Linked DNA regions of Homo sapiens: all the other regions are linked to region 2. The links are chromatin contacts, found by Hi-C or POLR2A ChIA-PET in ENCODE. All regions are on one chromosome and are shown on one strand. Each heading gives the region's core, a stretch centred on a gene start or an enhancer-like site at or near the end of the contact. The rest is flanking DNA. Distances are from core to core; before and after follow the strand shown.

What was found. Hi-C counts contacts between places; a loop is a spot of excess contacts on that map. ChIA-PET counts read pairs that join two places held with the same protein, here RNA polymerase II (POLR2A). Pooled maps may share reads with other maps.
Region 1: a loop to region 2 is called in a pooled map, with 15 times the contacts of the local background. The contact joins the promoter of RAD50 here to the promoter of RAPGEF6 in region 2. A Hi-C loop is called at or near these places in 2 of 37 single-sample maps with no recorded cell type and 7 of 50 pooled maps.
Region 3: a loop to region 2 is called in a map of ovary, with 6 times the contacts of the local background. The contact joins the promoter of IRF1 here to the promoter of RAPGEF6 in region 2. A Hi-C loop is called at or near these places in 5 of 168 maps with a recorded cell type or tissue (B cell, CD8-positive, alpha-beta T cell, gastrocnemius medialis and 2 more), 5 of 37 single-sample maps with no recorded cell type and 21 of 50 pooled maps.
Region 4: a loop to region 2 is called in a map of prostate gland, with 3 times the contacts of the local background. The contact joins the promoter of PDLIM4 here to the promoter of RAPGEF6 in region 2. A Hi-C loop is called at or near these places in 2 of 168 maps with a recorded cell type or tissue (ascending aorta and prostate gland) and 5 of 50 pooled maps.
Region 5: a loop to region 2 is called in a pooled map, with 4 times the contacts of the local background. The contact joins the promoter of P4HA2 here to the promoter of RAPGEF6 in region 2. A Hi-C loop is called at or near these places in 7 of 50 pooled maps. POLR2A ChIA-PET finds 5 or more read pairs at or near these places in 3 of 52 experiments (GM12878, MCF 10A and activated B cell).
Region 6: a loop to region 2 is called in a map of naive thymus-derived CD4-positive, alpha-beta T cell, with 16 times the contacts of the local background. The contact joins the promoter of SLC22A4 here to the promoter of RAPGEF6 in region 2. A Hi-C loop is called at or near these places in 2 of 168 maps with a recorded cell type or tissue (both naive thymus-derived CD4-positive, alpha-beta T cell) and 12 of 50 pooled maps. POLR2A ChIA-PET finds 5 or more read pairs at or near these places in 3 of 52 experiments (PC-9, Panc1 and activated CD4-positive, alpha-beta memory T cell).
Region 7: a loop to region 2 is called in a pooled map, with 6 times the contacts of the local background. The contact joins the promoter of CARINH here to the promoter of RAPGEF6 in region 2. A Hi-C loop is called at or near these places in 1 of 168 maps with a recorded cell type or tissue (naive thymus-derived CD4-positive, alpha-beta T cell), 2 of 37 single-sample maps with no recorded cell type and 12 of 50 pooled maps. POLR2A ChIA-PET finds 5 or more read pairs at or near these places in 1 of 52 experiments (activated B cell).

Annotation. Positions count from the first base shown.
Region 1 is chr5:132,555,641-132,558,340 of GRCh38, reverse strand. It overlaps RAD50 (RAD50 double strand break repair protein), which reads right to left and starts at 1,364. Exons shown (of 25, transcript NM_005732.4): 1 at 888-1,364. The coding sequence starts at 1,016. It also overlaps a transcript of IL5 not described here. RefSeq lists an enhancer at 1,081-1,741.
Region 2 is chr5:131,633,856-131,636,555 of GRCh38, reverse strand. It overlaps RAPGEF6 (Rap guanine nucleotide exchange factor 6), which reads left to right and starts at 1,327. Exons shown (of 28, transcript NM_016340.6): 1 at 1,327-1,594. The coding sequence starts at 1,526. RefSeq lists enhancers at 758-957, 968-1,217, 226-1,425, 1,518-1,607, 1,555-2,137.
Region 3 is chr5:132,489,364-132,492,063 of GRCh38, reverse strand. IRF1 (interferon regulatory factor 1) reads left to right here and starts at 1,291. Exons shown (of 10, transcript NM_002198.3): 1 at 1,291-1,519; 2 at 2,581-2,672. The coding sequence starts at 2,586. RefSeq lists enhancers at 40-89, 130-339, 1-476, 610-749, 1,771-2,418 and silencers at 890-1,339, 1,600-1,879, 2,410-2,459.
Region 4 is chr5:132,256,203-132,259,007 of GRCh38, reverse strand. PDLIM4 (PDZ and LIM domain 4) reads right to left here and starts at 1,312. Exons shown (of 7, transcript NM_003687.4): 1 at 1,181-1,312. The coding sequence starts at 1,273. RefSeq lists an enhancer at 1-758.
Region 5 is chr5:132,226,407-132,229,120 of GRCh38, reverse strand. P4HA2 (prolyl 4-hydroxylase subunit alpha 2) reads left to right here and starts at 1,268. Exons shown (of 15, transcript NM_001017974.2): 1 at 1,268-1,331. RefSeq lists silencers at 922-1,151, 1,292-1,551.
Region 6 is chr5:132,293,104-132,295,803 of GRCh38, reverse strand. It overlaps SLC22A4 (solute carrier family 22 member 4), which reads right to left and starts at 1,410. Exons shown (of 10, transcript NM_003059.3): 1 at 795-1,410. The coding sequence starts at 1,187. RefSeq lists silencers at 1,243-1,292, 1,363-1,722 and enhancers at 1,953-2,002, 1,819-2,437.
Region 7 is chr5:132,409,475-132,412,187 of GRCh38, reverse strand. It overlaps CARINH (colitis associated IRF1 antisense regulator of intestinal homeostasis), which reads right to left and starts at 1,259. Exons shown (of 4, transcript NR_161242.1): 1 at 1,147-1,259. RefSeq lists silencers at 961-1,250, 1,321-1,620 and an enhancer at 1,861-1,910.

The sequences.
Region 1 (2,700 bases), core at 115-2,614, 920 kb before region 2:
AAATGAAGCGAAAAAGCTGTATTGAGGCAGCCAGTCCTCATAAACACTATACAGTACTACTCTCCCTTCTGCTAGTATTTAGTACAATCCTAAGTACATAACAAGCATTCAACAAATAACATTTTTACAAAAACAAAAGTAAACAAGTTTGGCATTCAATTCTCAACCTTCTCTCTTTCTACACTCTTCACAAATCCTTCCTTTAGACTCTTCTCCCTGCTATACTGACATCGTCTTGCTTTTTCTTAAGCCACTATTCCTGACCAGAATGCCTCTTGGTTATTCTTTCCATTCAAATTTATAAATATTCCCACGGCTTTAAAAAAAAAAAAAAGTCAGTCGTGCACCAACGTTAAATTTTTGACTGAGTTTTAAGAAGAGAAGTTTTCCAAGTTAAGCCCCACTACATCAGTTACATTTTGAATTTATTTATTTTCCATGTATTATGTCTGGACAGTTGGCATACTTGGAAACTCTTTAGTCATGTATGTATCATTTTATAACTTTTAAAGGAATTCTTGTATGGGACAACTACTGGGAAGTGAATGCTATGCTTTGAAAGCAAGGAGACAGCGTTAAAAACATCAATACAGACCAAAGGGCATCCAGTGGGAACTGAACTCTGAGTGAGCGGCGACAGCTCCCGGTATCGTGGGATTCTTAAGTAAACCTTGTCCCCAGGCCAGGTCCGGACATCCTTCCGAGACTGCTTCAGGCAAACTCCTAAGGTCGCTGTAGCCTGCAGGCCACACCCTAAGGCACTTTAAGGGCCTACACCTGTGGAGCCCTAGGGACGCTTCTGCTCCTAAGGAGAGTTCTCAACTTCCCATTTTATTCTCCGAAAGATGTAGCGACCTGTAAACTGAAGGCGGCTACTGAAGACTTACCGTCTTTCCCGCCCCATTGGGTCCAACCAAAATTGTAAGGGGGCTGAAGAAAGTGATAATTTGCTTATCTTTGTCCTCTATTCCAAAACTCCGCACGCCCAGAATGCTCATCTTTTCGATCCGGGACATGTTTGCAAACGTTTCTAATCTCACCAGGGACCTGGAGCCCACAAAGGCTTAACTGAGGCCGAAGCAAGGCGTGCACGGGACGTGAGACCCGCGAATCTCAGGGTCAGGAGGATCCGGGCGGGGAGCGAGGCCACAGGACTGCCAAAAGATCCTGCCAGCCAACAGCGGGAGAGAGGGGGCGGGGGATGGAGCCTTTCCTCCCACACCAGCTGCTTTCCCCGCCGGTGGGGAGAGCGGAGGCGGGGACCAGCCTGGGGCTGCCCGCCGGGGACGCAAAGCCGTAGCCACAATGCGACCCCGCAACCGCGCACTCACAGCTTCCTGCCTCGGCCGCCCTGCGGATCACGTGGGCCTCTAGGCCCGCACGCGTCCACGCCGCTCTCCTGGGGCACGCCGGGAAATCAGAGTCCCGCGGTGCGTGCGCAGCTCCGACTTCCGGGTGCGGTACGGCGAAGCAGAGGGCTAGGTGCTGGGTGCTGTTGCCAGGGGCAGCGGACTTCCGGATCTTTGCTGGGGATGGGCAGCCTGGAGAGGCACTGACTTTTGGAAGGGGAGACCAAGACCTGTGACGGATGGCGCTTCCCAAAGCTTGATCCTGGGACTCCTGGAATGGGGGTAGTGGTGGGGTGGATTGGAGACCCAGGAAGCGGGGTCAGTTCGTGTCAAAACTATTTTCCTTTTCATTCTCATTCTCTCTCTAACGTTCGTGTAGTAATTTCCAGTGATCACATAACATGTGATGACGCCATTGCAGTGGCGGTTAATGGAATGTGCGCATGTGTATTCTTGCGCTTAGAAATACCAATTTTAATTTCTAATTGAGTAAATGTTGATAATTATAACTCACGTACACGCTCTTTGAGGTCCCCCGTAATTTTTTAGTGTAAAGGCGTCTTTAAGACCAAAAGTCTGGGAACTAAAACTAAAAGCAGTCTGCAAATATGAAGAATGTAGAGGTAATCCATTCCGATCAGTGCTCCCAGCAATAGATATCTTTAAAAATAAGGGAAAGAGAAGTTACCTGTCTCAGAAGTAACTGAGAATATTGCTTTCTTGGAAACAAACTTAATGGAGGGATATCACATTTAAGGGCCTAGAGAAACATACATAAAAATTACTGAAACAATAGTGGAGGACATTTAAATGAAACACAAATTTGGAATTACTGTAGTGGTATAATTTGCCTCTGCCTGCCTTGGAAAAATGTAGGAAATGTTTCTCCAGTCATACAATCCCAAGCAAATAATTTACAGAACCTAATACATAAATGTATGTGCCAAAGGATGCAAGTGGGGAAGACCAGTGAGAAATAGTCTCTTGCTGTACCAGGTTAAAAAAAACCGGAAAGTGTCAGTTATTACAAAATAGTTAAAATAACTAATGGAACAAAACATTAAAATTATATAGGAATGTCTTACTTGGCAAAGCAAATGTAATAAAACAATGGGAAAAGACGAAAGACCTTTTTTTATTTTAAAAATTGTAAAATACACATAAAATTTACTGTCTTGGCCAGGCGCGGTGGCTCACGCCTGTAATCCCAGCACTTTGGGAGGCCGAGACGGGTGGATCACGAGGTCAGGAAATGAAGACCATCCTGGCTAACACGGTGAAACCCCGTCTCTACTGAAAACACAAAAAATTAGCCGGGCATGGTGGCAGGCGCCGATGGTCCCAGCTACTC
Region 2 (2,700 bases), core at 78-2,577:
AAACGGATCGTCTGCAACATCCTGTGATTTTTTCCACAATTACTTTATTTCTACAATGGCTATGCCACACTTCGCTGGTAAAGTTTTTGATCTATACCTGAAAAAGAGAAATGCTAATAGTATGTTGTAAACTCCCAGTTTGGGCAAGCCCCAGGACCAACAGAAAACAGTCCTTAAGTCATTGCCGGTCCCAGAAACGGTGTTGTAGCCTGAACTCTCATTGTTTTCAAATATAATTTTAACTCTTATTACGTCATTAAAATTACTGTGAAGCAGTCATTAATTGGAAAGCATGTCATAATCATAAATCACCTTGTTATTTAGTGAACTATGCTAACTGCTGTGAGAAATACCAAGGTGTACCTAGATGTAGTTACAGCCATCAAGGAGCTTAAAATTCAGTGGAAAGGTGGTGTCGCCAAAGTTAGTTACCTATGAACTTATGAGAAAGGGTAAGGAGTATCCTAGAACGATGGATTCTGGAATTGTCAGTGAGCTTATTGTTGAAACGGCCTCAGCAGCTCTCTGGCTGCTCCTAAGGGTGGTCTGTTTTTCTTACCAAGGGAGCAGTGAAACAAAACTGGCTTTATTCGGTCTGTTGGGAAGCAGACTAGAATGTAAAAAGTATTGCAAAAGTTGCCACTCGAGTCCCAACCCTAAACGCAGTTGCCTGAGGGAGGGCTGCCCCGGGCATTTAGTTACAAGAACGCAGTCTAAATCTAGTTTTTTGACTCAAAGGTAATCGTGAGCTGGCCGCGGCACCGGCTGCCTATCCTGGCCGTGAATGTTTGCTTTCTCTGCCCTGGTCTCAGGACGTCCGTTTCGAATAGATCAAGCACTTCTCTGTCGGCAGCTTTCACAAGAGATCTCGTTTTATTTAAAGAGATATGAGGTGTGCGTGGAATTCCTTCTTTGCCGAATGGCGGCTTCTACTTCCGCATATTCAAAGTCGGCAGTAGAAGTTGCAGAGGAGAGCGCAAAGCCGGACTTGGCCACACCCTGGGCTTCCGGATTTGGGCACAACAGTTCTCTCCAGTCAGAACGCCTCCCCACGGTTCTGCCCCAAAATGCTATTTTTGCTCAGGTCCTCAGCGCGTTTCCGGTGTCTCCAACGGATGGAGAAGACGGAACCACAACGCCAAGGCAGACCCCGTGACTGATTTAGGTGAGGTCTCGCGAGGTGTCTTTAAATCTCACGACGACAGCAGGAAACGACTTACTCGCACCGCCCCAATTTTAACGTCACAGTGGAGTTACTCCCTTGGGCGTTTCTTAGCGTGCGCGTGCGTGCTGCGCATGCGCACTTACTCTCCCCCGCCCCCGCGCAGACTTGTCTCCGGCCAGTCGCGCGTGGGTAGAGGCCTTAGGCGGGCGTTGCGAAGGGTTGTTTGCTAGAGTTCGGACCTTGTTACGGCGCGAAGTTCCCTCCTTGGGGCGGGGGAAAGGTACCGCACCCGCTACCTAGTGTGAATGAACTGTGGCGTGGGCTGCTAAGGGCAGGCTGCGGAGTACCCGGGCCGTGGCCATGAACTCACCCGTGGACCCTGGCGCTAGGCAGGCGTTGAGGAAGAAGCCACCCGAGCGGACTCCCGAGGTGAGGCTGGTTGACCTTTATGTGCGTCTCACAGTCCAGTAGACAGCATCCTCCTGTCTGTCCGAAATCCGCGGCGACTGCCCTCTTGCCAGAGTCTCGCACCTGCTACTGGGAATCTGTTCGCTTGAGTCTCTTCCCTGACCCAGGCCCTTGTCGCCAGCAGGGTGCCGACCGCCCTTCCTGCCTGTGATGCGGTCTTAACCCGCGTACCCGTCCTTGCCGGGGGCTTCTGAGTGTCGTTAAGAAAGCACCATTACTAAGTCGTATTTTCTGAGTTGGGTAATATGAGTTTCGCAGTTAGATGCCCATTCGTTTAAGTAGACTATGAAAAACGAGATGGAAATTGTAAGGGAAGTATCTCAGCCATGTAATTTAGAAATAGTTTTTCTTTAAAGGTCTCTGAAATATTGTACAGTTGCCTAAAAAAAAGATAAAGTTTTCAAAGTTAGTTTAAAAGTTTACATCCAGTCAAATGGTGAATTCTGTAGTAGATGATGCATGTTTAAAGAACACCACTGTAGGTACTTTTTCAGACTGTCACTGGGAAATTTTACAGTATTTTGTACTTGGATCCAAAATTTGCTGTGTCGAGTTAACAGTTATGGCATCAGCTTAAAAGATTTTTCATTCGACCTTCATGAAGGCTAGTTTTCAGGCATATAACTAAAACCTGTTAGCTTTGCTTATCCCGGTAGAATGCTAAGGTTTTGGGGAAGGTTTTCCTTGATTTGGAGGTTTCTATAACAAGTGGGACATATTTTCTAAACAAAACACTAAACAGTGTGAGTGGATTATTGGATTGTTTTGTTTAAAGTTGCAGTAAATGAAATGAAATGCTTTGGTTAATTCTTCACTTTGGAGTTTTTCAGATATGTAGTGTTTTGCATACTGAGTCTCAGTAACGTTGGGCTGACCTTTTGGGTCGTGACAATTATTCAGGTCACAACGGAAGCCATGATAGGTCAAATTATGTTATTGAAGATCCTGATGTTTGCATAGGAACAACACAAATTCTACCACTTTCCAGAGTTCTCTTTTTGAGATATACATTTATAATTCGATGAGTGTTTGTTTCCTTATGATGATTCTTGAAGTCAATGTGAGCT
Region 3 (2,700 bases), core at 42-2,541, 860 kb before region 2:
GCCTCCTGGGCCAGAGTTTTGGATGGAAAATGAACACCCAGTCAAGTCTCTAGGACTATACGTGGGGCGGGGACTAGTTGTGCGCGAGAGTTAAGTAGGGGCCTTACCAAGGAGCATGGGACCTGGGCTCCCCAACCCTTTGGCTAGCCCCATGGCGTTGATCAGCCCTGAGCTAATTCCTCCATGCTGCCCAGAACCTCTCTGGGCCAAGCCCTGGGGACTCAGAGATGACAGCAATGCTTCCATTGCGGAACTCCCATACGCGGGCCACAGGGAGGCTCTGGAGGCGGCCTGAGGCAAGAGTGCTAGGAGGGATCAGAGCTAGCCCACCCCTACCCTCACTCAGCCGTCTGGGCTTCTCTGAACCCCTTCTCCTCCTCTGTTCCCTAAAGCCAGCCAGGGGGAGTCCCAGGGAGGCAGACCGAAAAGGGGTGGGGTGTCATCCTGGTCACTATTAGACCCTGCAACGGCGACCTTGAAAACTACTCAGCGTCTGTTGCCCGAGTGGAGCATAGTGCTTTACAATCTCTTCCCATCACAGCAAACCATCAAGGTAGGGCTACTATTATTTTATGGTTGAAAAACAGAGGTCCTGCGTCCCTTGGGGGCTGTGCCAGCAGCGGCCAAGTTGGGATTTCCCCTGGTCCAGCAGCCCCAGACAGCACACGGGGCAGGGTAGGCTTTCTGCCTTCTTCACTTCCCCAGGGCAGGTGAGTGACCTGGAGGGAGGGGGTCACCCCTAAAAACAGGGGTAGTGCTAGGACTGAAACCCTCCCTTCTTGATATCCCACTGGCAAGCTTGAGGAGCCAGGCTGCCAGTCGGGAGATTCGGCCCAGTGTTCCCACTGGAGAGGGCGGCAAGTGCCCGGGCGATCCCCTCACCTGCGTTCGGGAGATATACCCCCGCCCCCGCCCCGCCAGGAGGGTGAAAAGATGGCCCCAGGAGCCAGCCGGCTGGGACAAGGCGGAGTGAGAGGACAGGCTGGGGCCAGGGGCGCTGGGCTGTCCCGGGCAGCCCTCCTCCGGGCAAGCCGGAGCAGGGGTGGATTGGGAGCGCTCGGGGCGGGCCCGCGGTGGCCCCGGGGCGGTGGCGCCCGGCCGGAGAGGGTGGGGCGGAGCAGCCGCCCTGTACTTCCCCTTCGCCGCTAGCTCTACAACAGCCTGATTTCCCCGAAATGACGGCACGCAGCCGGCCAATGGGCGCCCGCGCGGCTGTCCGGGGGCGGGGCCGGCCAGGGCTGGGGAATCCCGCTAAGTGTTTGGATTGCTCGGTGGCGCCGCTGCCCTGGCAGAGCTCGCCACTCCTTAGTCGAGGCAAGACGTGCGCCCGAGCCCCGCCGAACCGAGGCCACCCGGAGCCGTGCCCAGTCCACGCCGGCCGTGCCCGGCGGCCTTAAGAACCCGGCAACCTCTGCCTTCTTCCCTCTTCCACTCGGAGTCGCGCTCCGCGCGCCCTCACTGCAGCCCCTGCGTCGCCGGGACCCTCGCGCGCGACCGCCGAATCGCTCCTGCAGCAGAGGTGAGTACGCCTTTGAGGCGCGGGGCACCGGCGGCGTCGAATAAAAGGCGCGCGGGGCACCAGGAAGTGGGGGGTCGAAAGCTCCAGGCTGGAGACTCGCCGGCGCGCGGCGTTGCCCGGGCCTCCGCGCGGGCTCCGGGGGGCGCCGGAGGAGCTGCGAGCCGCGGGCCGCGGCGCGGGGAGGGCGGGACGCGGCGTGGACCGCCCACCCGGACGAGGCTGCCGGCGCCCGGCAGCTTTCGCAGATCTGCGTGCGCGCAGCCGCCAGGGGCCTGTAGGTGGCCCGCTATGTTCGTCCCGCGCATCCACACGCCGTGCCGGGGACCGAGTGTCAGCCCACGCGTGGGCGCCCAGTGCTCCCGGCTTTCGGCGGTCCCAGCTCCGCGCCCAGGCGACAGGTTTTGGGCTCCCTGTGCTGGTGGCAAGGGCTGGCTTACTGCCCAGGTGGCTGGAGGGAATCGTGACCTACGGAGACTGCGGGAAGAGGCGCCACAGGTGTTCCTTGGGCCACTTCTCCAGAGGAGGGGAAACCGGGCCGGAAGGGTTAGCGTCCTGGTCTTAGCGTTGTGGGCGCTGTGGCTGTCAGGAAGGCGTAGAATGGATTCAGGGGGGCGGGAGGGGGCTGTTCAGGGTGACGGCTAGCCCTTTGCTAGCTAGTGGTTACAACTCAAGTCAAGGGAATTTCTTCTTGGCATCAAGCAAAAGAAGTCCCTCCCTTCCCAAAGGATTTGAATTTTGAGCGAAAAGTTCTGAAATTAGGGTATCTGTGCATTTTGTCTCTTTTCCTGCATATGAATCCTGAAGCCATCACTTGCATGCCTGTCTCCTCCAGAGACTGGCTGGGAGGGGCTGAAGGAAGGGGCAAAAGCATTTTTGCCTAAGATGCTGAAAAAATTTGGAGAGCAGTTTTATTCCAGCGCAGCTCCCCTCCGCACTGAGTGTAGTACCTAGCAGCTGGCTGAGGTGAGGGGAGGGTAACTAAGTGACCTCGGGTGGGGCAGGTCACTGCCCAGGTACTGTTCAACAGATTCCAGACTGGAGCCTCTGTGTTCTCTTTACAGCCAACATGCCCATCACTCGGATGCGCATGAGACCCTGGCTAGAGATGCAGATTAATTCCAACCAAATCCCGGGGCTCATCTGGATTAATAAAGTGAGTGTAACTCTTTGGGTTTTCCTGC
Region 4 (2,805 bases), core at 63-2,562, 620 kb before region 2:
ACCCTGGCCCCCAGAAACGGGATTCCATGATTCCACGCTCCACCTGGTGCCCACCCCCTCCCAAGAACTGGACAGAAGTCTCTTAAAGCCCAGCCGGCTTGGCCCAGCCCCCATGGCAAGAGGTGGCAGTAGGGTGGGGGAAGGTGCTTCTCTGTGCCTCTGACACAGGCCCCCAAAGACAAGATCAGCCTGTGTGGGAGCAAGGGATGGCCGTCAGATGGTTTCAGGTTATCTCCTCTGCTCCTTCCAGACTGAGAGCCGCCAAGGGCAGGGCCTGGGTTCTCTCCTCTTCTGTCCCTTAGGCTGGGGACCCCCAAGGGCAGGGTCTGAGTCCTCTCTTTTGGCCCTCCAGACACGAGGATGTCGAGGCTGGGCCAGGATCCTGTCTCCCCTAGACAGGCACCCCCTCGAACAGGGCCTGAGTCACCTCCTCCACTCCTCTATCCTCAGACTAGCCACGCTCCAGGGCTGTGCCGGCTCCTTTTCCTTCTCTGTGGGCAAGGCAGGGCCCTGGGAAACTTGAGGAACGGGCCTGAGGCTGTCCTGGCCCCCGGCTTTGTGTCATCTTGTGGGGAGGGGTCTCACAACCTCACAGTTAAGTCTCCCTTTCCCCTGGAAGCCAAAATTCCTCCTGGTCACTTCCCCTTAGGGTGACTGAGGTCGTGAATGAGAGACTGACTCACGCCCAAAGTGGGAAGTGGATGGACCTCTGTCTTCTCAGATTCAGCGAGGACCCCAGACCTCCCTGGGTCACCAAGCTCTGCCGGCAGGGACCCCTGATAGGGGAAGGGGGGCTCTAAATCATTTTGCCCCAGATCTTCAGGCAGGGGGTGAGTCTGAAGAGTTTCTGGGCCTCTGTAGAGCTGTCTAGACCCCTGGCCCATCTCCGCGGGTCCTTCCCGGGTCCACAGTGGCTCCCCCAGATGAGGCCAGCGGGGAGGCGGGTGCGTGAACTCTTGGGAGATTCTTCGCGGGATCGGGCAGACAGGCCCAGCGTGGGAGGAGGGCGGCTGGGGCTGCCTGCCTCTGCCTGGAAGCCGCCTCTACAGCATGCGGGGCGCCCAGGCCAACCCTCCGCCTTCAAGCCTCGGATACACAGGGGATCTGGGTCCCGGGCGGACCGCGAGAACCCGGTCTCAGACATGGGACCGCCCTGCCGCCACGCAGCCGCCAGACTCACCCGTGAGATGGTGAGGGGCGCGCTGAAGTCCCGGCCGCCCACCAGGCGGAAGCCCCAGGGCGAAGGCCCGCGCAGGGTCACGGAATGGGGCATCGCGGGCTGGAGCCGCAGCCGGAGCCTGAGCCGGACTCTGAGGAGGAGCCGCCGCCGCCGCAGCCGCCGCCGCCGCCTGGACGCCGCGCCCGCCCCCGGCCCGCCCGCCCCTGTCCCCACTCGGCCCAGCCCCCGCCCCCGCTCCCTGTGCGCCTGGATTGGCCCCGCGGCCAGCCCGACCCTCCCACTTCGGGGGGCTCTGAGGACCCGCCCTCAGCCCCGGCTGCCGGCAACCCGGCACCCCCACTCAGCTCTCAGAGATCCCCGCGTTCGGACGGCCCCGACGGCCTGGATCCTGCTCGGGCCTTGGATCTGCAGGCCGCGGACCCAAACCCAGCTGTCGACACCGGCCCTTTGAAGTCGCTTTTAGGGGCGGTGCTCCAGCCCGAGGAGGGATGGAGGGCCCACTTGGGGGATGGGGCTGCCCCAGCTCAGATACCTCCTCATGGGCCCGACTGGCACACCTGCGGCCCATCCTGCCGTGTGAGGAGCCCTCTGAACCAAGAACCCTATGAACCAGGGGCTTGCGCAGCACTGGGCCGGGGACGCAGACCCAAAACGACAGCAGGCAGCGCCGAGCGTGGGAGTGGACACAGAAAGGTCCTCAGACTAGTTTGTGGAGGCCAGTAAGGCTTCCTGGAAGAGGTGGTCCCTGACTTGTATCTGGAAGCAAGGTGTCCCTGCTTCCCCAGAACATTCAGGCCTTCTCTTGCTGCTTGCAGGCTCCTCGCAGGCCACCTCCCTGTCTGCACAGCCCCCTCCCCTCGTCCTTTGCCAGGAGATTTGTTTCCCCAGGTCTCCTGAGAAAGTAGCAGCTGGAGCGGCTGGGGTCGTGGCTGTGCAGTGTAAAGGGAAGAAATATATGCAGCGCTTCACTTTGGGCCCTTTTCTCTCCAAGGTCTTCTCTCCATTCCCAACCATTATCCTCCGGGGATGTACTTGAACAGCCAATGCAGATGCCATGGCACCACCAACCTCCCTCTGGTTCTCTCGGCACTTCTATCTGGCTACATCAGGGAGACACCTTTTACTTTTCCAGACTCTGTGGAGGTCTCTCATTTAGCCCAAATCCTTAACCTTATGTGTCCTTTTAGTCAAGCTGTGATAAGGACCCTGCTCTTGGGCTCCTCACAGGTGGTGGGATGAAATGTGTCCACTGGGTCTCTGACAACCCGCAAAGAGGAGAACTGCTTGAGAAGCACAAACCTAGGGCAGTCCAAGGAAGGGAGGGGCCCTTCAGAGTAGAATGTGGGTGCCTCTGTAGGAGGCAAGATGCTGCTATCTGTTCAGCTGGGAGAGAAACAAGTGGTGTGTGGTAGCGGTGTTTATATGGGAGTGTATTTGGGGTGTGTGTGTGGGGGGGGGTGCGGTGTCTGAATCCATTAGAGCACCAGCCATTGGGCTGTTCTCCATCACTTTGTGGTGGAGGAGGTTTCTGCTCAGCCCCTTGCAGACTTGGATCCCAAGTGAAGAAAGGTGGAAGGGCCAGCAGGAGAGCTGGTCACTGCATTGTCTCTCTGAGGTCTGTAGGC
Region 5 (2,714 bases), core at 19-2,518, 590 kb before region 2:
CCTTCAGGAGAGAAAAGGGATGTTCCATGGGGCAAACTCCTGAGAAGGGGGAGGAGATGGAAGGAAGCTTCTGTGGATGTAGCAGATGCAGGAGGGTTTGTGTAGTTTTAGCCGGGCTCGAGCCGGTGGCTGACGCAGGCAGGAACAATGGCTCACCCATGTTTTATGTGTATTTCCGTGTGCGTGCTCCTGCTTTCCCCAGGTCTGGGCCGCCTGCCTGGCCCGTGTGCCGTAGGGAATATCCACACTGGGCCTGGGCGGAGGCTGGGCATCTCCCGCTCTGGGCTTGCTCCCTGATGAGATTCTCAGACCGTGCTTCCCCTCATTCATGAGAGGAAGGTTCACAGAGCAGGCGTGGGAACCTGCCTGGCCGCCAGGGCCTCCTCCCGCTCAGGCTGAGGTTTGCTGCATCTCTGTCCTTATTCCCTTCCAGACTGGATTGGCTGAACCAGGTGTCCACTCTTTTTGGCCCATGGCATAAAGAAGGGTTTGGGCAACCCAGTGTGCCCCAGGTTGTTACCGCCCCCCCGCCTCCGCCCCCACCCAGCCTTTGATGGGCCCCCTTCTCATCAATCCATCACCCCTGCACATGCCACCAGGACTGCCTGGACCAGAGCCCGGGACTCTCTGAAACCCACTGAGAGCTCGGCCCTGGGAATGGGCCTCCCAATCTCGGTCTCCAGGGGGTGGGCCCCAGGTCCCTAGTCTTCCTCAGGGTCTTCTCCACTGTTCTGCCTCCTCTCCTGATACCCAGTTCCTAGCCGGGGTGACCCCAGCCTCCCGTAACAGCCTCCTTGTGGTGGTGCTGGGAAGAAGGGGCCCGTGTACCCGGCAGGGCCCCCCAGGCAATGGGCATGAGCGCAGGCAGGGAAATCCGTCAGCCTCCAGGGACGCTCTCCCTACAGCCCCGGCGAGGGGATCGGGTCGTGGCGACCTCTCCAGACGCCCAGGGGCTGGGCAGGAGGGCGGGCCAAGGCCCGCAGGTGGGGGCGCCAAAGCCAGGCGGGCGCGGAGTACGTGCGGTGGGCTGCGGGCGGCATGAAGGGCGCGGGCGGCCAGCTCCGGCTCCGGCTCCGGCTCCGGCTCCCGCGAGGCCGGGTAGCCTGGGCGTTCCCAGGGGTCGCAGAGGACGGCGAACCCCGGCGGAGCCACCGGAGCTGGGGACCAGGACGCAGGCAGGCGTGTGGAGCGTGAGGTGGGGACGTGGCGGCGGCTCAAGTGGGCGGAGCCCCGGCAGCGGCCCGAGGCGGAGTCGCCAAGGGAGGAGGCGCCGAGCTGACCGGGCGACGCCGCGGGAGGTTCTGGAAACGCCGGGAGCTGCGAGTGTCCAGGTGAGCGCCCCGCCCGCTCAGCCGCCAGATCAACCTTAGCGCTGGGGCGCGGGCTGGGGTCGCCAGGCGGTGCGTTCTGCCCGCGCGGGGCTGAGAGTTAGGGGCCGGGGCCGGATCCGGGGCCGGGGGTCGCGCCGCTAGCCGCCAGCAGCGCAGTCCGGGCCGCCACCCTGCACCCTCCGCCCTGTTTCTGCACCCGTCTGGGTTCTTGTGCCGCCGCCCGCAAGCCTTCCCGAGCTCAGGGTGGTGAGGTCAGCGGCGCCCTTCGTGCAGTTCCCTCGGCTGTCGGGCGGGGCTGGGAACTTGGCCGCTCTTCCCTGTCAGGCTCCCGGGAAGTGGCGGCCTGACCCCGGGCTGCCGGCTGTTGGGAGCGGGGGCGCGGCGTCCGCCTGGCCCTGAGGGGCCTCTTCATATTGGCTAAGCCCGTTCTGCACCCTCCCAAGGGCTGGGAGTCCTAGGTCTTGTCCGGGCAGGGTCCAGCTTGGAGCCCATTAGATGGGCCATTGGATCAGAAAGTCTTTTCTCCCCCAGACATCCTTGTGGAACCAGCGTTGTTTTTCCTTGGCAGCTGCGGAGACCCGTGATAATTCGTTAACTAATTCAACAAACGGGACCCTTCTGTGTGCCAGAAACCGCAAGCAGTTGCTAACCCAGTGGGACAGGCGGATTGGAAGAGCGGGAAGGTCCTGGCCCAGAGCAGTGTGGTGAGCGCTGTGCTGGAAGGGAATGCGGGCAGTGGGTACTTGGTAGAGCACTGACTGCCTCCGGCCAGAGGACTTCCCGGAGGAGGTGACCCATGAGCTGGAGTGGTCAGAGGAAGGCTGGCAAAAGGGCATCGTGGACAGAGGAACAGCCTATGTGAGTGGGAGCAGAGACCTTGGCCAATGCCATTCCTTATGGCCTTGTAGTGGAAGCAAGGTGATGGGGAAGGAACACTGTAGGGGATAGCTGTCCACGGACGCTGTCTACAAGACCCTGGAGTGAGATAACGTGCCTGGTACTGTGCCCTGCATGTGTAAGATGCCCAGTTGACCTTCGCAGCAGGAGCCTGGATCAGGGCACTTCCTGCCTCAGGTATTGCTGGACAGCCCAGGTGGGTCCCTGGCCTTTGTATTCTATTTGACTTTAAGATGGTGCAGGAGAATACAAAAAACTATCCGGGCATGGTGGCGCGCGCCTGTAGTCCCAGCTACTCGGGAGGCTAAGGCAGGAGAATCGCTTGAACCTGGGAGGCAGAGGTTGCAGTGAGCCAAGATCGTGCCACTGCACTCCAGCCTGGGAGACAGAGCGAGACTCCATCTTAAAAAAAAAATAAAAAAGAGAGATGGTGCAGGAGAGCATTGGGATCCCTCCCAAGACTGTGACTGTTGTCTTTTGCTGTAG
Region 6 (2,700 bases), core at 161-2,660, 660 kb before region 2:
AGGCAACAGCTCCATGAGGATGCTCTCCTCAGAAGAAAGGTGTATCCTGACCCAGGTCCTTACCAGATGTGAAGCAGCAAAAGCGGGAGAAGTGTGTGTGCATCCTCATTCCTGGAACTTAGAAAACCTGCCACTAACCACGCAGGGTGCTGAGGGGCTACAGCCCCTGCCTGCCAACTCACCCTGTGCTCAGAGAGGTCCCTGAGGGCCAGGGCTTCCAGCTGGGGTTTCGCCTTCTGTGCTTCCTTGCACCCAATGAGCCTCAGGAGGCCATCTGCTGTCTTAGAGAAACTGGGGCCTCAGGAAAGGACCCCAAACCTCACAAGTATATGGTACGGCAGTACACCTCCTGATGCCTCCAGAAGTCTGTGGCCAGGGAACAGACAAGATTTGGCCCCGCCCTGCCCAGTAACAAGGTCCCTCACACCCCTCCTCCCATGCCTGGCAGGAAGGTGACTCAGGCAGTGCGTCTGGGTAGCCTGGGGCTGCGCTTCCCCCAACGCAACATCTAGGTTCTTAGGAAACTTCATTTGTTGTGAAAATCGGAAATGAAAAGACAGTTGGTGACAAACTCCTTTCTCCATCACCTCCTTATTGGACAGAAACGACCCAGGAATGCGCCTCGCGTGAGTCCTATTCTTTCTTGGGGTGCACACCCGCTGCTGGAAGTATGAACAGCAGGTTTGAGGGGGAGGGGAGCGCTGACCCGGGCACTGCGCAGGGAGTCTCAAGGGGGGCTGACGCAGAGGGAGGGTCAGGCACTCCCGGGTCAACGGTCTCGGCCTGGCACCCACCTCGGTCACGACGGTGGACAGGTAGACGTCCTGGCTGAACTCCCAGCCATCCAGGCAGCTCTCCTGCTCCAGCTGCCCCAGGTCCACGTCGCGCCCCGGCTCCAGCCCGAGCGCCGAGAAGTTGGCGATGGTGGCGAGCCGGTAGCGGCTGCAGCTGTGGGGCACCTCGCGGCCGTCCCGCAGCCGCAGCGGGACACTGTTGTTGCGCCAGGCGCTGCTCAGGTTCGCGGCGTCCGGCACTCGACAGCGGTGCTCCGGGGTCCCCGCCAGGAACACGACTGACATACCATTGAAGCCATTGGGGATGATGCTGGCGCTGAGCAGGAAGAAGATGAGGCGCTGGAAGGGCCCCCACTCGCCCAGGAAGGCGATCACCTCGTCGTAGTCCCGCATGCTTCCCACTGCCGCTCCGAAACTTGCAACTACGGGTGATGACAGCGTTCTCAGGACAGTGTCTTGTAGCTGGGGCGCTCCCCAAGGATGTTAGAACGTTCCCGGGGGACAGGCAGGCTGTTAGAAATTGGGGCGCGAAGCCGGGGACCGTTCCTGGGAAACAGGCTGAAGGCGTTGGAGCGTTCCCGGGAGCTCGCGCTGAGCTTGATGCCACTGTACACTTGGGACCACACCCCCATCCCCGGCCGGGCGCGGGGAAGGGGAGGGCGGCCCAGCCCGGGAGGCTGGGCTCCCGGCTGTCTCCGCCCTGTGCTTCGCGCGCCCGCCCGCCCCCAAGGACCTGACGGGGGCTTCCAGGCTGGGCTCAGCCATTCCGCCCGCGTGCCGGGGAAGAAGCTCGTTCTCGGTTGTCCCCAGCCACCCCCGAGCGCTGATTCCCAGACCTGGGCCCCACGTGGGAGGGCGGGCGCAAGGGAGGAGCCGAGGCCAGAGAGCGAGTTCTCGGAGGGGTCGGCCCTCGATCTGCTCGGGCCGCGTGGCCCCGGGCCCAGACCCCAGCAGGGTTCCCTCCGCGGTCTCCTCCAATCTGGAGGCTGAGCTTAGGCTGCCACGCGTGGGGCGCGGAGGGGCGAGTCAGTGGAGTCGGTTCCCGGGAAACTTCTGGGGGCGGCAGAGCGACAGGAGCGCGCCCTCTCCTGTGGCGCCTCGCGCAGGCGGCTGGCACACGCCGACAGGGAGCTCATTTCCCAACAGTCCTAGCAGAGCTGAATTCGGTCACCCCTGGCGGCGCCCGGACAGCGTCCTCAGGACAGCCAGGACCCTCATCTTGCACAGGGAAAACAGGCCCACAGCCTGGAAGGGATGAGCAAGGTCACACTACGTCAGAGATGGGCCCGGATCGGAGGGAGGGGCGGGGGCAGGAGACAACCGAGTGCCCGGGAGGCGAGTTTCCTCCCCCGCACGCCGGCGTAATGGCTGAGCCCAGCCTGGAAGCCCCCGCCGGGTCCATGGGCGGGCGGGCGCCAGGACATGGAGCCTGCGCATTGCGGGAGCACAGTCATGGAGGCACTGTCGTCACGCTGGGTTCTGATTTTGAGCCCCTTGCTCTCCTCACGCCCCCAGGGCCCTTTATCGCGGCAGGCTGTCAGAGCTTTCTCCGACTGGAAGGCTTTCTGTTAGCAGAAGGGCCTGCCCCCAGTCCAGGAACAGAGGGAGGGAGGGAGAGAGAAGTAGGAGATCCGATTTGGCGCTCAGACCCGGCAGGGTAACCAAAGCAGGGACCACAGCCTCCCTTTTTTTGGCTCAGTGCCCAGACCTAAGGCCCTTCTGCTGTTGTGTGAGCTAGCCCGGGCCTGGAGCCTGAGCCCTGGGGTTCACGAGGCAGATAAAATTGACAGGGTGAAGAGCTCACCTCTTTGGAGATTTTGCACGAGTGTGTTTGTTTCCCCAGGCTCCGATTAAGAGGCGGAGGGACATTTCTGCCTCTTTTTGTGTAGCTTCCAGTCTGACCCCT
Region 7 (2,713 bases), core at 10-2,509, 780 kb before region 2:
TTAGGAACTTAGACCATCTTTTGTCAAATTCAGATGGTTTTCTCAAAGTAAAGATCATTCAAGTTTTGTTTCAGTAATGGGCCGTATGATCAGATCTGTGTGATTAGGCTGAATTCATTATTATTGAGACAAAAATTGAGTTAAAGGGGATTCTTGGTATTGGCCTGCAAAACCTGTCATAACTTAAATGTAAAGTTTCTGATGATTTAGTCACTTTACTCTCAGCTCTTAGCTCTTTCACTCACCTGTCCTTGTTCTACACAACCTGCCTGATGGGTAACTTGAATACATATTTTCTCTCTTCAGGGGATGGGAACGCCCTAAGGGCAGGGGCTGTTTCCACAGCCCTGGGGTGGAACCCCCTTCCTGCATACCAAGAATGAGTTGGCTATACTTGACGAAGGGCAAAGACAAGGTGGCACGCATCTTTCATGCTTCTGCTGGCAGATGCAGTGGACTGGAAATTTCCTGGTCTGGGAAGGACTCGGTCTGTGAGTGCACCTATCCCTGACATCTATGCTAGCCCCGGGATGGGGGCCCCAGCAGAGTAAGGCCCTGACTTCACATGGACAGGGCCAGGGCAAGGGGGCCACATCCTGGCCTAGTTGCTCTCCATGCCCGTGATCAAGGGAGATGAGCTGCCAGCTTGCTCGGTCAAGGAACACTTGGAAGGCACTCCAAGTGCCCCCAGGTGCACCAGATCTAGGAAACTTAAGCAAACTACATGAGGTATGGGGTGGGGCCCAGTGGGAAAAATGAGTCTGACAGGTCAGAGGGAGTAGATTATGAGCTCAGGTTAGGCATTCTGTTCAGCATTTTACGTACACCCTCCCACTTTTGATTTTTACCAACACCCAGGGAGGTCGGTGCTCTACAAAAGGGAAAGGCGTGCTCAGGTGGCCCGACTTGCCACGGTTCCAGCTCGACCCCGGGCTGCTAGCCCCTTGGCACGCTTGTCTGAGGCCTCCCAGGTCTTCCAGCCTGGCCTGGAGGCTCAAAGCCACGAAACCCAAGGGTGCCGCTTCTCAGGCCCTCCCCGCCCCCACGGCAGAACCCCTGACCCTGCCCGGGTCAAACGCCTGGCGTCGGGCCCGCCGGGTCCGCAAGGAGGAGCCCGCGAGGCGGCCGCGAAGGGGCTGTGCTTACCTCGCCCGGCGCGGGTTGCGGCCCCAGGGCCCGCGCTCCAGGCTGGCGGCCGCTGCATTCTGCGCCCCTCGCCTGAAACGGCAGCTGCGCCAGTCCTGGCCACGACCGCTTTCATTTTCCTCAACGACATCGGCAGGAAAGCGAAAGCGAAACCCTCCGGGAGGCGGGACCGGGGCCGAGCGCGCAGTGAACGCGGGGCGCGCGGCGGGCGCGGGCCGGCAGCCAGAGGCGGGGGCCCCGGGCTCGGGTCTGCGCGTGGCCTGGCCCGGTGGCGTTCGGGGTGGAGCTGGGCCAGCCGAGTGCCCGAGAGCTAGTCCGCCACGCACACCTGCCTCGGCGGGACCCGGGCCCGGGCTGGGCGGGAGGCTGGGCAGGCCCGCCGTAAGTGGAAAGGCGCCCGCGGCGCTTCGGCCGACCGGGACAGGTTCCTCCATCTGCCCTTCATTCAGCGTTTACTTGGGCCTGTGGCTGGCAGCCGGCCCGGGACCTGACCGCTGGCGGCGCCTCGGGCTCTGGCCTGAGGAGGCAGATGGCAGCCTGAGCAACTGGGACCAAGCCTCTGAGGAGTCCCCGTTGGAGGGGACTTGACCATGAGGTACCAGGCATCTCATCTGGGGTCAGCGGAGAACCCAAAAGTCAATGACGTCGGTGAAATGGGGGTCCCTTCATCCGATAAGAGAAACTGGAACAGCAAGCCTATGGTTTGGACTCCCTGGTCTAAGCGGTGCCCATCAATATCTAAACATTTAGAGATTCCAGGTTTCAGTGTCTGGCCGTCTCTTACTGTCAGTGATTTGGGGCAAAATATTCAAGTAGTTAGACTTAATTACTTCCCCTGTGGGATGGGAATAATAATAATCATACCTACTGCCAGAATTTTAGGAATGAACAATAGAAGGAAGAAAATACTTAAAATTTTCTGACAGCCTCTAAGTGGGTTCCTTGAGGGCAGCAACCAAGTCATTTACCTGGATGCTTGATAGACATTCTCTAATGGCCAGTCCATCAACTTGGAGCTATCTCCATGATAACAGGTTAGTTGTCAAAGTTTGGACAATATTATCTGGAGTTTAAAGACTGAGGAAGCCCTGCAATTTTTTTTGGAAGGTGTCTGAAACTTAGCCTGACAATTAGCCCCCACAATTATGCCACGGAACCAGGTTTTTGTTAGAGTGGAGCATGGCCACAACGTTTGATGGACATTCCTACAGCGGTGTTCAGCGCTGGCCACTGAGGTCTGAAAATACTTTTGCAAGCATTTCTATTCACTTGCTTTTAGAAAACATTGGTAAGACACCATACTCCAAACACAGTTTGCCCTGTCTGTACGTTTGTTGCAAAGCAAACATAAAAGTTTTTGCCATAGAGCAAACACAGAGCAGTCTGTTATAACTGGAACAAGAAACCAAAATGAGCTATTAAATCTGCCCAGAGTCACTTTGGTTTACCTGTTTGTAATTTGGGCACATTCCCTGCAAGATGGAGGCCCTGGTCTGTGACTGATGTAGGGGCTTGTATGTGTCCTTGCAATAGTTCCCTCAAGAGCAGGTGGGAAAGTGGGGCAGGC